2 separate regions of the Homo sapiens genome follow, and region 2 is linked to region 1. Evidence: read pairs that join two places in POLR2A ChIA-PET (ENCODE). Cell type or tissue: HepG2. All regions are shown on one strand. Links, peaks and the distances in the headings refer to the core of each region. The heading gives the core; the rest is flanking DNA. Region 1 overlaps TMEM145 (transmembrane protein 145). Region 2 overlaps ZNF574 (zinc finger protein 574).

Evidence for each region. ChIA-PET counts read pairs that join two places held together with the same protein. Peaks named below come from ENCODE experiments on the same cell type or tissue, not always from the same donor. Only the 100,000 strongest peaks of a DNase experiment are listed, where the experiment ranks them.
Region 2: POLR2A ChIA-PET joins it to region 1 with 11 read pairs; 4 of 35 experiments call an interaction of 5 or more read pairs at or near these places.

The regions. Positions count from the first base shown.
Region 1 is chr19:42,315,144-42,318,047 of GRCh38, forward strand. TMEM145 (transmembrane protein 145) reads left to right here. Exons shown (of 15, transcript NM_173633.3): 7 at 45-116; 8 at 229-297; 9 at 1,338-1,418; 10 at 1,519-1,597; 11 at 1,727-1,820; 12 at 2,566-2,738. Among named protein-coding and RNA genes, the nearest start is that of TMEM145, 3.3 kb to the left of the region's middle. RefSeq lists an enhancer at 1-6. In HepG2, for the core only: a CTCF peak has its summit at 2,640 (motif pointing right); a DNase peak (open chromatin) is centred at 1,848; H3K4me3 peaks cover 1,468 bases.
Region 2 is chr19:42,080,360-42,083,263 of GRCh38, forward strand. ZNF574 (zinc finger protein 574) reads left to right here. Exons shown (of 2, transcript NM_022752.6): 2 at 1-1,193. The coding sequence ends at 938. Among named protein-coding and RNA genes, the nearest start is that of ZNF574, 5.6 kb to the left of the region's middle. In HepG2, for the core only: a CTCF peak has its summit at 1,403; DNase peaks (open chromatin) are centred at 1,402 and 1,692.

The DNA of each region.
Region 1 (2,904 bases), core at 319-2,818:
GACATCCACCTGAATGAACCTTACTCCTCCTACCAAATCGGCAGGGATCCTGGAGACAGATGTGACCTTCCTCCTCATCTTCATCCTCATCTTCTTCCTCTCTTGTTACTTTGGATGTGAGTCTGGCACATGGGGTGTGGGGGAAGAGATAGGAGGGAGCAGGGTTGGGGGAGGTGAGCTGCTCTCCCTTTCTGCCTGTGGACAGCCTTTCCCTACCTTGCTTCCTAGATTTGCTGAAAGGTCGTCAGTTGCTCCACACAACTTATAAAATGTTCATGGCCGCAGCAGGAGTAGAGGGTGAGGTTCCGTGTCCCAACTTTTGGGTTCTGAAAGAGAAGGCACTTGGGGCCAGACACCTGGGCCTAAGAGGAATGCCTGGGGGCCTGGACTCCTGGGTCCTGGGGGAGGAGGGGCTGGGGGCCTGGACTCCTGGGTCCAAGGGAGAAGGGCCTGGGGGCTTCGACTCCTGGGTCCTGGGGGAGAAGGGGCTGGAGCCCTAGTTCCTGGGGGAGGATGGGCTGGGGACCTGGACCCCTGGTTCCTGGGGGAGGAGGGGGTGGGACCTGACACCCCTGGGTCCTTGAGGGAGTATAAAGGCCGGAACTAGGCTGGACACGGTGGCTCACACCTGTAATCCTAGCACTTGGGGAGGCCAAGGTGGGCGGATCACGAGGCCAGGAGTTCAAGACCAACCTGACCAACATGGTGAAACCCTGTCTCCACTAAAAATACAAAAATTAGCTGGACATGGTGGCGTGTGCGTGTAATCCCAGCTACTCAGGAGGCTGAGGCAGGAGAATTGCTTGAACCCGGGAGGTGGAGATTGCAGTGAGCCGAGATCACGCCACTGCATTCCAACCTGGGTGACAGAGAGAGACTCTGTCTCAAAAAACAAAACAAAACAAAACAAAACAATAAAGGCCTGAACTCCTGAGTCTGGGGGAGGAGGGGCTGGGAGCCTGGACTCCTGGGTCTGAGGGAGGAGGAGCTGGGGGTCTGGACCCCTGGGTCCTGGAGGAGGAGGGTCTGGGGGCCTGAGCCCCTGGGTCTGAAGGAGGAGGGGGTGGGGGCCTGGACCCCTGGGTCTGAGGGGGGAGGGGGTGAGGGCCTGGACCCCTGGGTCTGAGGGGGTAGGGGGTGGGGGCCTGGGCCCCTGGGTCCTTGGGGAGCAGGGTTGGGGGCTGGACTCCAGATTCTCCTAGCAGGTGAGTCGGGGTAGAAGGTCTGGAGTCCTAAGGGAGGAGGCGGGATTCAGACTGCCTGGATGGTAGTGCTAGAGAACAGTGATGCCCCAGAGCTGCTTTCTATCCTTTCTTATCTGCCCATCCTCCCCTCAGTCCTGAGCCTCCTATTTTTCTGCATCTACTGGGGTCAATATGCCACCGATGGCATTGGCAACGAGAGTGTGAAGATCTTGGGTGAGAATGAAGCTGGGTGGGGAGAGGGTGGAGCCCAGGGCTCAGGTTGGGCATCAGGTCTGAGCCTGGCTCTGAGCCGCCCCCTCCTCCCTTCTCCCAGCCAAGCTGCTCTTCTCCTCCAGCTTCCTCATCTTCCTGCTGATGCTTATCCTCCTGGGGAAGGGATTCACGGTGACACGGTGCCCGGGCAGGGCGTGCTCGTGGGGCGGCTGGTGGGGGAGCAGGGCAGGGGCAGGGTTGGGGGGCTGGGTGCATCCTCCTCCCTGACGGCCCCCACCCTGCTGTCTCCCCTCATGGCCTGCTGCCAGGGGCCGCATCAGCCACGCGGGCTCCGTGAAGTTGTCTGTCTACATGACCCTGTACACGCTCACCCATGTGGTGCTGCTCATCTACGAGGCGGAAGTGAGTCCGACTGGCCCCTGGCCGGGCCCTGCCTTCCCCTGCTTTTGGCGCCGCCTCCCCCTTGACCTGTCTGCTCGCCCTTGCCCACATCCTGCTCCTGCTGGCTCGCTCTCTCTCCCACTCTTCGATTTTCTGCTTTCCCATCTGTCTAAGTGATTCCTCCTCTCTTCACCATCCCGCAGCAGCTTTCTTTCTCCTCCCTCTGTCTCTCACTGTCTGTCACATTTGTGCTCAATATCGTGACTAAGAGTTCAGGAGTCACACAGACCTGGATTCCACACCAGCTCTCCCACTTCCTAGCTGCCTGACCTTGGGTGACGACCCCTGTCTCTGGGCCCATTTTCTTCTTGGAAAATTGGGAGGATCTTACCTACCCCATGGAGCCCCTCTAAGGCTTTCTATCGTCTGTATGGCTTTGGCCAAAGGGCTTCCCTCTTAGCCTTAGTTTCCTCTTCTGTGAGATGGAGCAGTAATAAGACCTACCTCGTTGAGTAGATGCTGATGGAAAAACTCACACATGAGAGGGGTTTAGCCCTGTGTTGAGCAAACAGTAACTGATTTATTCTCTTCCTGTCTTTTTCACCCTCTCTCTCTACCTCAATATGCTTCTGTCTCCGTGCCTGGCTCTCCTGTTGCTTGTGTTCTGACCGAGTACCTCTGTTCCCAAGTGCCCAGGGGTGGGGTCCGGGGACCCTAATAGAGGGGAGGAGGCCAGGCTGTGATGGACCCTCTCCTGCGGGTCTAGTTCTTTGACCCAGGCCAGGTACTGTACACGTATGAGTCGCCGGCCGGCTACGGGCTCATTGGACTGCAGGTGGCGGCCTACGTGTGGTTCTGCTATGCTGTGCTTGTCTCACTGCGACACTTTCCTGAGAAGCAGCCTTTTTATGTGCCCTTCTTTGCTGCCTATACCCTCTGGTGAGAATTGGTGGGCCCCAGCCTGTCCCTGCCTCCCTCTCGGGGCTCCCCAGAAGTGGTTGCCCCCCATCTCAGACCCTCCATAGTGAGGGAGATGGACTTTTCACTCAGGCAGCTGTTGCCCAGAATCTGCCACTTACTCACTTTGTGAAAAATTACTTTCACA
Region 2 (2,904 bases), core at 309-2,808, 230 kb before region 1:
GGGTGCGTTTTCACCGTCCTTACCGCCTGCTCATGCACCGCTACCATCACACAGGTGAATACCCCTACAAGTGTCGCGAGTGCCCCCGCTCCTTCTTGCTGCGTCGGCTGCTGGAGGTGCACCAGCTCGTGGTCCATGCCGGGCGCCAGCCCCACCGCTGCCCATCCTGTGGGGCTGCCTTCCCCTCCTCACTGCGGCTCCGGGAGCACCGCTGTGCAGCCGCTGCTGCCCAGGCCCCACGGCGCTTTGAGTGTGGCACCTGTGGCAAGAAAGTGGGCTCAGCTGCTCGACTGCAGGCACACGAGGCGGCCCATGCAGCTGCTGGGCCTGGAGAGGTCCTGGCTAAGGAGCCCCCTGCCCCTCGAGCCCCACGGGCCACTCGTGCACCAGTTGCCTCTCCAGCAGCCCTTGGAAGCACTGCTACAGCATCCCCTGCGGCCCCTGCCCGCCGCCGGGGTCTAGAGTGCAGCGAGTGCAAGAAGCTGTTCAGCACAGAGACGTCACTGCAGGTGCACCGGCGCATCCACACAGGTGAGCGGCCATACCCATGTCCAGACTGTGGCAAAGCGTTCCGTCAGAGTACCCACCTGAAAGACCACCGGCGCCTGCACACAGGTGAGCGGCCCTTTGCCTGTGAAGTGTGTGGCAAGGCCTTTGCCATCTCCATGCGCCTGGCAGAACATCGCCGCATCCACACAGGCGAACGACCCTACTCCTGCCCTGACTGTGGCAAGAGCTACCGCTCCTTCTCCAACCTCTGGAAGCACCGCAAGACCCATCAGCAGCAGCATCAGGCAGCTGTGCGGCAGCAGCTGGCAGAGGCGGAGGCTGCCGTTGGCCTGGCCGTCATGGAGACTGCTGTGGAGGCGCTACCCCTGGTGGAAGCCATTGAGATCTACCCTCTGGCCGAGGCTGAGGGGGTCCAGATCAGTGGCTGACTCTGCCCGACTTCCTCTTTGGCACCTCCATTCCCTGTTGCTGAAGGCCCTCCAGCATCCCCTTAAGCATCTGTACATACTGTGTCCCTTCCTCTTCCCATCCCCACCACCTTGTAAGTTCTAAATTGGATTTATTCTCTCGTGAGGGGGGTGCTCTGGGGTCCTTGACACACATAAAGGTGCCCCCCCACCTTCCACCTCTTAGCACTGGTGACCCCAAAAATGAAACCATCAATAAAGACTGAGTTGCCAGCAGTGTGTAGAGTGGAATTTGGGAGTCATGGGTCTTACCTCTCGTGGCTGCATCACCAACACCCAGAAGTGGGCCTGGCAGGTATTAGGGGTAGTAGGAGCTCAGTAAACATTTGCTGGGCTGAAGAGAATGACCTGGTGTTCATGGGCATGGCTCTCATAGCAGGGCCTTCACTTCACTGCTAGATGGAGGTAGCATGGCTCTCTTGCCACTAGAGGTCCCATGGCTCTGTGGAAAAGCTCAAGAGTGTTTGTACTGGTGGCAGGAACTTTCAGAGAAATCAGATTTTTACACTCCTGTCCCTGACTCCTGGCCTGATGTGGACCTTGTCTCCCAAGGCCATCTGATTTTCTCATTGATCCCCAAGAGCAAATGCAGGTAGGCATGATCTCTAGAGCTGTGGAATTAAAGGAGATTCTGAATAATATGTGTCTGGATGTAGGAAGATTCATGAGAGGTGGTGACTTGAATTCCCCTGGAGTTGGACTTTGGCTCAGCCAACAGATTTTTATTGTGAGTGATGGATTGTTGGGATGGCTGGCTAATGTTTGAACATCTAGTCAGTCTCAAGTACTATATAACTGAATAATATTCACACTGATTACGTGAGAACATTTTGCAGGGAAGGAATCTCCAGTCAAAAGCATTGAGATGACTTGCCCAAGGTCACATTCAATCCAGGCAGGGCAGAGCTTGAATTTAAGCCTGATTTCATTTCATTTGGTTTAATCACCGATATGCTTTTCTCTCTACTCTGTTGCCTTCTGCATACTTTGGGGAGGGTGGTAGAGACAAGATGGGAGTATGTGACTGGTGGGATGCTAGGCTGCTGTGCTAGCCTTGCTTCTGAGACCCCCCCCCCCAAAGATTATTCCAGATCTTTCTGTTGAACTCTTTTTCCTTTTTATTTTTGAGTTGGAGTCTTTGCCGCCCAGGCTGGAGTGCAGTGGTGTGATCTCGGCTCACTGCAGCCTCCACCTCCCAGGTTCAAGCGTTTCTCCTGCCTCAGCCTCCCGAGTAGCTGGGATTATAGGCGCGTGCCACCACACCCGGCTACGTTTTTGTATTTTCAGTAGAGACGGGGTTTCACCATGTTGGCCAGGCTGGTCTCAAACTCCTGACCTCAGGTGATCTGCCCACCTCAGCCTCCCAAAGTGCTGGAATTATAGGCATGAGCCACTGTGCCCGGCCTGAAAGAACTCCTTTTTTAAGACAGGGTCTCACTGTATCACCCAGGCTGGAGTGCAATGGCACGATCTCGGCTCACTGCAACCTCCGCCTCCTGGGTTCAAGCAATTCTGCCTCACCCTCCCAGGTAGCTGGGATTAGAGCTGCGCACCACCATGCCAGGCTAGTTTTTTGTATTTTTAGTAGAGACAGGGTTTCACCATGTTGGTCGGGCTGGTCTTGAACTCCTGACCTCAGGTGATCTACCTGCCTCAGCCTCCCAAAGTGCTGGGATTACAGGCATGAGCCACCGCGTCTGGCCTAAAACAAATTCTAATAATTGTTCTTGTAAAATAAATGACATAACATTTGAAAAGTTAATGTATTAGGGTTCTGTTTATACAAAAAAAAAATCAGGTTATGTGCGTGTGTGTGTATGTGTGTATCCTACCTGTTATATGTATATAAATTACACAATAGATACAGTAAATAATATATATGTATATAAAGATTTTTTTATAGTTTGTTTTACTCTATAGACATACA